Linked DNA regions of Homo sapiens: region 1 is linked to region 2. The links are chromatin contacts, found by Hi-C or POLR2A ChIA-PET in ENCODE. All regions are on one chromosome and are shown on one strand. The core of a region is the stretch at or near the end of the contact, and the rest is flanking DNA. Distances in the headings are between cores, read along the strand shown. Region 1 overlaps ABHD12 (abhydrolase domain containing 12, lysophospholipase). Region 2 overlaps ABHD12 (abhydrolase domain containing 12, lysophospholipase).

Region 1 (3,849 bases), core at 700-3,199, 36 kb before region 2:
GGTGCAAGAGTGGAGACCTAGAGGAGCTACCATAAATGTCTGACCCTGGATGTGTTTTTTCCCTTGCAGTTTTACAGATGCTGTTTGATGGGAAGGCTTTACATAGTACACTCAGGGTATGCCCTTCTTCATCACCACCAAGCGCAGAAACTGCATCAATAGAAACAGGCTTCATCAACACAGATGATCTTGTGGGCTCCCCTGGTTGTTAGAATGGCTTTTGTTCTCTCAGGAAAGGACTCTGTGTCTGTCCATCAGTACCTCCTATTATTGGCCCAGTTTCACAGCTCAAAGCATGCAAAAGGAAGTCAGCCTCCTGAAATATAAATGACAACTTTTATTTGGTGGCATGCAGTGAAACTTTTTTTTCTTAAAAATACCCTTTATGGGCTGGGCGCAGTGGCTCACGCCTGTAATCCCAGCACTTTGGGAGGCTGAGGCCGGTGGATCACGAGATCAGGAGATTGAGACCATCCTGGCCAACATGGTGAAACCCCGTCTCTACTAAAAATACAAAAATTACCTGGGCATGGTGGTGGGTGCCTGTAATCCCAGCTACTCGGGAGGCTGAGGTAGGAGAATGGCTTGAACCCGGGAGGCGGAGGTTGCAGTGAGCTGGGATCGTGCCACTGCACTCCAGCCTGGTGACAGAGCAAGACTGTCTCAAAAACAAACAAACAACAAAAAAAAAACCGTTTATACTTTGTCAAATGCAGTATGGGAAATCAAAGTACAAAACAACAAAAAAACCCTTTAAATTTCCCAAAGAAAATGTTTTACTCTTTTAGCAGGAAATGGTAAAAACAAAAAGGGGGAAGTGGCAACAGAAAGCTTTCTAGATTGAGTTCAGGGACACAGCATTTCTTCTTAAGCATGATGAGCTCAGCTTTTTTTTTCTATATTGCCCTTAAAACTGGGGACAGGGTCTGTTTTTTAAAATCTTTGTTTTCTGCATATTTCTCTTTGATAGGCAGCAGCAGGGAATGGAAGTGCTCTTCTTGTAGTCTGGAGGGGCTGCATTAAGTGTCGTCCAGCCTGCAGGTCGTCAGGATGGAAAACATCAGTTGTGTACATGCATGATGTGGCACCAGTGAATCCAGTGGTGCCCAGAACACCCCACTGTAGCTTAGCAGGAATGTGCTGCATTATTTGAGAGTGGGGGCCCTCTGGAGTGATTGTACCTTTACTTTTCCTGTTTCCTGATCCAAATACAAAATCATTGACAGCTCAGACCTCTTAGGAAATAATGTCTTTGTTCTTCAAAGTAGTCTAATTATGCTTGAGTATCTGTTCAGAAAGTACAGAAAGAGAAGAAAGAGATAGGAAAGAGAAAGCAAAGTCAGGTAAAAGAAGGGATAGATGTGATTGGGGTAGGTTTCTAATTCTGAACTGCTGGAGGGAGGCCAAACACTGTCATTCTAAGAAAATACGACAGTCAAAAGCTGAGGAAACCAGACAAGTTAATTTTTTTTTTCTAAAATAGTAATTTTTTTTTCTAATTATAACAATTCTATCTTAGGATTTTATTGCACTTAATAGTTTGGCTTGTCAGATTTCTTTTGGTGTCACTGTCTTTCACCATCCATTTGGGATCCTGTGGTTGTGTAAATGGGGAACCAAAAGGGTCCTCATCATGGCCATCAGGAAAGATGGGCTGTGTCCAGTTCCAATGGACAGTGCATCTTGTACACAAGCCTCAGCTTTTCATCTGTAACACGTGGCTTATGTACAGCCTTTTAGACTATGAGGCATGAATAGCAAACAGTGGCAATCGATGCTGAAAAACCAGAATGTTTAAAAACTGGGCCATAAAAATGTAGAACGTATTCTGTCACCAGAGCTGGGGTCAGTGGGGTGACCCCCTCCCTGCCTCCCTGCCCCCCAGTTCTCCCCAGACCTTCCTGCCTGCCTGTTTCCTGCCTCCAGGACAGTGTGCACCCTGTGTCCGTCTTCTGCCGCTACACCTGTGAACTGGCACCACAGGTGGGAACAGCCCTTCAGGCCAGATTCTGGTTTTTGGTTTTTGCTTTACTGCCAAATATGATCTAGTGCTACATTCAACTTAGTTGATTTATTGAGGCTATAAATTCCTACCCATTTGTTTATTCACTTAGGAATTTGCTTTAGGTCTTGAAATAAGAACCTCCCCGTCCTTAAAGATTAAAGGCTTTATTTGGCCGCTCCAGGATGGCTTCCTTTGTCTCCAAATTCCCATTCCCCTTGGGTTTATACAAAGACCACTGCGAAGGAGAGTCCAGCATCCTCAGTATCCTGACCAGCCTGTTCCAAATGTCAGCGGCAGGGGAGACCTTGAGACACTGAAGTGCAGGTGGTGGCACGTTAGTGATCACGCAGCAGTCATTCTTTGATGAGCAGAAACCACGGCCTGACGTTGAGTTTGGTTCTGCAGAGGACAGAAGGAAAGGCCAGGAAGGCGAAGTGAGCAGTGTGTCCCAAGGTGTGCAGACAGCCGTTGGCCCAGGCAGGCTATGGTCTCTAGGCCCAAGACAAATTTTAATTTCTCTATGCCTCGGGTGCTTGCTTATTTCCTGGACCTTGGAAGGATCACAGCAACTCTCCCGTAAGAGCCAAGGGTCTGCCTGCCGGGGGTAGAAGCTAACATTCTCAGTCCTGCTCTAAAGTGAACCCAGCAGCAGCCCAGCCTGTACAGAATACAGCTGGGTCAGGCTTAGGTTCAGCTGTGTTTTTCCCTTTGGGGCCTTTATCTGTGTGCCCTCCTGAGTGCTGCATAAATAACCATATTCCCAAACACATGTTTTGAGAGCATTGTCTTTTGGAAGAGTTAGAAGGTAATGCTGCATATTCTGCTTAAATATTTACATATTCTGCTTATAAATTTGCTTATTCTTTAAATTTTTTGTTTGAGTTATTTACTTTCATTTACAGATACTTGTTCACACTTTGGGAATTAACTTTAAAGGTATATTAAACATGGCATGTTTGCCAGGAAAAAAAAAAACAGAAACAAACAAAAAAAACACCTATGGCTTGCCCTCAGCTCTAGAATTTGGAAAAAGCATTATATGAGATTTCTGATTTATTTTGTCTGTTATTTTGGTATTACTTAGAGATTCAATTTTTAAACTAGCTAATTTTCATTTACAGATTATTTGTATGTGTCCTTCATAATTAGATGACAGAACTGTGGTGGCGATAGAGCTGCTAATTTAAAATCACCAATTTTGGAGGCTCTGTTTGTTTATTTATAAAAATAGAGACAGAGTCTCACTCTTGCCCAGGCTTGAGTGCAGTGACGTGATCATAGCTCACTACAGACTCAGCCTTCAGAGTAGCTGGGACTATGGGTACACACCACCACATCTCGTTAATTTTTTTTTTAAATTAAGACACCTGGTCTCACTGTGTTGCCCAGGCTGGTCCTGAACTCCTGTCCTCAAGCTATTCTCTTGCTTTGGCCTCCCAAAGTGCTGGAATTATAGGCATCAGCTACCATGCCTGGCCTGTATGTATTTTAATTAGAATTCATTTTAATTTTGAGAAATCTTTTTGATAGATATGTACAATAAATAGATACGCTTTTCAAGAACACTGTCCTGAGCTTGAGAGATACAGATAGTCACTTAATTAGCAGTCCCTTCATTTAGCCTATCACTTTAATAAACAAATGTGGTTGTGCCAGGCATGGTGACTCATGCCTGTAATCCCAGCACTTTGGGAGGCCGAGGTGGGTAGATCACCTGAGGTCAGGAGTTCGAGACCAGCCTGGCCAACATGGTGAAACCCTGTCTCTACTAAAAAATACAAAAATTAGCCAGGTGTGGTGGCACGTGCCTGTAGTCCCAGCTACTTGGGAGGCTGAGGCAGGAG
Region 2 (4,371 bases), core at 428-2,927:
TCATTCTGTACCTGCATGGGAACGCAGGTACCAGGTGAGGGAGAGGAGCCCATCATCTTTGCTGTGGAGCATGGCTCCTTTTTGGGGTGGGAATGTCCTGGCCCGGTCTGCCGGAAACCAGCAGGAGCAACCTGCGGTCCCACAAAATTGGGTGTACTGACCCACTGCAATGAGGGAGAGCCTCCCAAGAACGAAGGGAAAGGCAGAGTTCTGAAGGGGTTGAGGGAAGGCGGAGTTTAGGTGACGTTTACATGAAGCAGGGTTCCCACAGGCTGAGGCCAGCACGGCTGTGTTCCGTGGGGACCAAGTGTGGGAAGCTGTGTGCAGACCGTCCCCTATCTGGAGCTGCAGCCTGGATTGGGATGAAGGAGGCTGAGTCTCAGTCAGGAGCTGAGCTCCCCAGCCAGAGGGGCATGTTTTTTTCTCCTTGTTGTAATCTCAAAGGTCACAGCATCTGCTGGTATGTGATTTGGGGAGCAGGGTTTCTTGGAGAGTGAGGGCTTTGGGGTCCCTCCGAGGAGGGGTCATAGTGGCACTTGGCTGTGGGTGCCTCGCGCTCTTGGGAATGGGCGGCTTCAGCTCACTGGCAGCTTGTTTTCTCTATATCTGTCATGCTGCCTGAAGTGGCAGGCAGATCTTTGTTACCTGTAAGATAGCTCCAGGTGGCAGACAGGTGAAGCCGGAGCCAGGGCAGCCCTGGAGGAGGTGGCACACTTCCTGGAAAAAAGTGGCAGGTGCTGAGAAGGGGCAGGAGGGAGAGGCTGAAAGCACCAGGTGCTGGGGTCTTTGCAGGCCACCCTACAGTGTGAGCTCTCTGCTCACCCTAACGGGCTGTTGCTGAAGTTCATGCACTCTTTGGTTAATCAGCCCTGCCCAGTTTTATCTCAGATGCTTTTCCTGAGTGGGTCTAATGGCTTGTCCTTTCCACTGGCTGCCCTGGAGTTGGCCTCCCTGCCTTAAAAGGGTGCTCCTTCCACACCATGTGATTGCTGTTCAGAAGAGCCTCTGTGGGAGAACCCAGGGTGGGTGCGGAGGGGATACATTTTCTGAACAAAGCATTGTTTGAAAACCACCAAGGTCTTCGTGTGTGAGAGAGGCAGCCAGGAGCCAGCACAGAGGCAGACCCAGCACGGAGACAGGGCTGCTGCGGGGCCAGGGCCGAGGTCCCGTGTGGCACCAGGGTATGTCAGGGCTGGGGGCAAACATTTTATAGGCAGAGCCAGCAAGGAGAGCTGTGCTGGGCCCTTCTGGAAGGGAAAGCAGGCCTAGGTGGGGTCTGCATGGTGGAACCCTGCAGAGAGCATTGCTGAAAGAGCCTGGCGGCATGGCCCGTGAAGCGGTTTCTGTGTCAGGGATGGCGTGTCTAGCTACAGAATCATGCATGTGCTGCACAGTTTCCTTTCTTCTTTGTCTGGGACAAGCTGCAGAGGGTTTCTCTTCTGCTTTTCAAAGAGCAAGTGGCTACAAACAGCTCTTGCAGCATCTTTTTATAAATGACAGAACTGTGGTTGGCTGTGAATAAGGTTCAGTTCTGCAGTGCCCATCACATGGTTAAAAAAAAAAAAAAAAGATCCTGCCTATAACTTTAGGTTAGAAAGGGATGCCGTGACTTTCAGTGTTTGCTGCCCCCTCCCAATCCTGCAGAGACTGCCTGGCTGCAGTCCTCGCCACCCCCACGTTGCCTGCTTTCTTTGTCCTGTGCATCCCACTGGGGTTTCGCTGGTCTGCGGGATCCACCACCCGGGTCCCCCTGAGGTCCAGACCCCCTGGATTCCCAGCAACTGTTCCTTTTTTGCTTAATGTAGGAAATTTTAGAAACTTAGAGCCACTGTGAACTCTTACAATGATAACTGAAAATATTTTGCAGTGTTTCCTCCTTGCCTTGAAACTCATTCCTTTATTTTTTATTTTAATTTTTGAGACAGAGTCTCACTCTGTTGCCCAGGCTGGAGTGCAGTGGCACAATCCTGACTCACTGCAACCTCAGCCTCCTGAGTTCAAGTGACTCTCCTGCCTCGGTCTCCCGAGTAGCTGGGATTACAGTCACCCACCACCATGGCCAGCTAATTTTTGTATTTTTAGTAGAGACGGGTTTCACCATTTGACCAGGCTGGTCTCAAACTCCTGAGCTCAAGTGATCTGCTCACCTCGGCCTCCCAAAGTGCTGGGATTACAGGTGTGAACCACCGCACCTGACCCTTTATATTTTTGTTTCTGTACTTTATTGGCTTCCTCCTCCATCTCATCCTGGTGTCCAACCAGCAACACTCCCGCCCCCATACCTGAAATGTTGAGACCGCTCCTGAGGAAGGAGGAGCACGGCTAGGGAGTGTGGAGAGTGTGGACCCGCCCTCCTCCCAGGTGGCCCATGTCCCTGCTGTGGGGTCGGTCCAGGTTAACAGCTGGCCAACAACTGGAAAGAAAGAGGGAAGGGAGCCTAGACAGGCCTCAGACAAGGAAGTACAAATGGGAGGGTGTGTGCCGAGCCCACTTAGTCTCAGTAGCGACATGCACGGTGAAGCTGTAGTTGGCTGTGAGGGGCGGGAGGCAGCCGTTCCGGCACTTCAGGGCCTCCCTGGGGAGATTCTAGGAGCATATCCCATGTGCAGAGCACACACATGTGAAGGGCTGTAAGGCAGGGTGGCCACAGCAGCAAACAGAAGTTAGTGCCAGGTGGGAAACAGTCAAGATGACCATGAGAGGCCAGGGTGGTGTGGCTAAGCAGAGTTCTGAAGGTCGGCTGAGACGTGCGGAGCAAGAAGTGAGGGCAGAAGTCGCCCATACGGGTCCTGTTGGAGCACAGCCTCTGTCTACACAGGGTGTCCTTGGCACAGGGAAGCTGGGAGGGTCTGGGGTGTGGTGGATGAGGCCTTGCTGTGTTTCCTTTAGTGTCTTTCTAGTTTGGGGCTGTAGGTGTGCATTACCTACTGAAAAATAAAAGCAGTCATTAAGAAATCTCCCCCAAAGTGCTAAGACCATCTCCCCCTTGGCACAGCACTGCCAGAGGCGAGTGTGGGGCTACTTAGGGGGACCCAAGGAAGAGGTTCTGCCCTCTTTCATTGGCCTCCCCCTGGTTTGGGGTATGGAGGACAAGTTGACCTGGGGCCCAACTCTGAGAAGATGTGCTCACACCATGTCCTGTTTTCTTCTCCAGAGGAGGCGACCACCGCGTGGAGCTTTACAAGGTGAGTGCAGGCAGCACCCACACCTGTTCCCTGGGCTGTTCTTTCCAGGGCAGGAAGTGAAGGGAGTCACCAGACTCACAGCTTGAGAGTTAACTATTGCTGGGCTGTTTGTGTGTGTGAGACAGGGTCCTCCTCCTCTGTTGCCCAGGCTGGAGTGCAGTGGTACAGTCACAGCGCACTGCAGCGTCGACCTCCTGGGCTCAAACTATCCTCCTGCTTCAGCCTCCTGAGACTGCAGGTGCATGCCGCCACCACGCCCAGCTAATTTTTGTTTGTTTTTTTGTAGAAATGAGGTCTCCCTATGTTGCTCAGGCTGGTCTCGAACTCCTGGGCCTCCCACCTTGGCCTCCCAAAGTGTTGGGATGACAGGCGTGTTGAGCTTTTTAACACTGCCTTTGGATGGGCGTGCTGGAAGGTAGGGCCTTGGCTGCCTCTGCTGTGACTGCCCATCACACTGCTTCTAGGCCTGGGCCCCAACATCAGAATGTATGGGCTTTGTAGACCAAGTGCAGATATTGGCAGACTACATAAGCAGCACTGGAAATTGTTTTTCAATGTTACGTTACTTGTGTATAAAATGAAAAGAGACGGCTGGGTGTGGTGGCTCACGCCTGTAATCCCAGCACTTTGGGAGGCCAAGATGGGTGGATCACAAGGTCAGGAGTTCAAGACCAGCCGGCCAGGATGGTGAAACCCCGTCTCTACTAAAAATACAAAAAAAATTAGCCAGGCGTGGTGGCGGGCGCCTGTAATCCCAGCTACTCAGGAGGCTGAGGCAGAGAATTGCTTAAACCTGGGAGGCGGAGGTTGCAGTGAGCCAAGATGGCACCACTGCACTCTAGCCTGGGCAACAGAGCAAGACTCCGTCTCAAAAAACAAAAAAAAAGGAAAAGAGAAACCAGGTGCTCCAGGTGCTACACTGACTGCCAGGTCGTAGGCTCACCCCAGCAAGGGCTGCAGGTGGGACTTGAATCAGCTTCCAGGCACACAGTGGGAGCGCCTGCAGGTCTCCCCACATGCAGGGGGTGCCTAGGGCAGGGCGTGCAGACCTTCACTTGTGCTTGGTTGCTTGGTTTTGTTCTTCATCTGGTTGTCTGGGTCTTGGAGCCCAAGAGATACTGTTGAAACAGCCTCACTCTCCTCCCCTCAGAGGGCCATCTGCACTGGCCCACAGGGCAGAAGGGAA

Evidence for each region. Hi-C counts contacts between places; a loop is a spot of excess contacts on that map. ChIA-PET counts read pairs that join two places held with the same protein, here RNA polymerase II (POLR2A). Pooled maps may share reads with other maps.
Region 1: a loop to region 2 is called in a map of dorsolateral prefrontal cortex, with 3 times the contacts of the local background. The contact joins two enhancer-like sites. A Hi-C loop is called at or near these places in 6 of 168 maps with a recorded cell type or tissue (IMR-90, PC-3, dorsolateral prefrontal cortex and 3 more), 4 of 37 single-sample maps with no recorded cell type and 6 of 50 pooled maps. POLR2A ChIA-PET finds 5 or more read pairs at or near these places in 7 of 52 experiments (B cell, CD4-positive, alpha-beta T cell, HEK293 and 4 more).

The regions. Positions count from the first base shown.
Region 1 is chr20:25,352,396-25,356,244 of GRCh38, reverse strand. The region is part of intron 1 of ABHD12 (abhydrolase domain containing 12, lysophospholipase); the gene reads left to right. Among named protein-coding and RNA genes, the nearest start is that of ABHD12, 37 kb to the left of the region's middle. Within about 2 kb of position 1,949, at least 3 of the 41 ENCODE cell types and tissues checked have a DNase peak (open chromatin) inside an H3K27ac peak, as active enhancers do.
Region 2 is chr20:25,315,862-25,320,232 of GRCh38, reverse strand. It overlaps ABHD12 (abhydrolase domain containing 12, lysophospholipase), which reads left to right. Exons shown (of 13, transcript NM_001042472.3): 4 at 1-34; 5 at 3,155-3,185. Among named protein-coding and RNA genes, the nearest start is that of PYGB, 70 kb to the right of the region's middle. RefSeq lists a silencer at 774-853 and enhancers at 1,204-1,443, 1,474-1,533, 2,647-3,256. Within about 2 kb of position 1,677, at least 7 of the 41 ENCODE cell types and tissues checked have a DNase peak (open chromatin) inside an H3K27ac peak, as active enhancers do.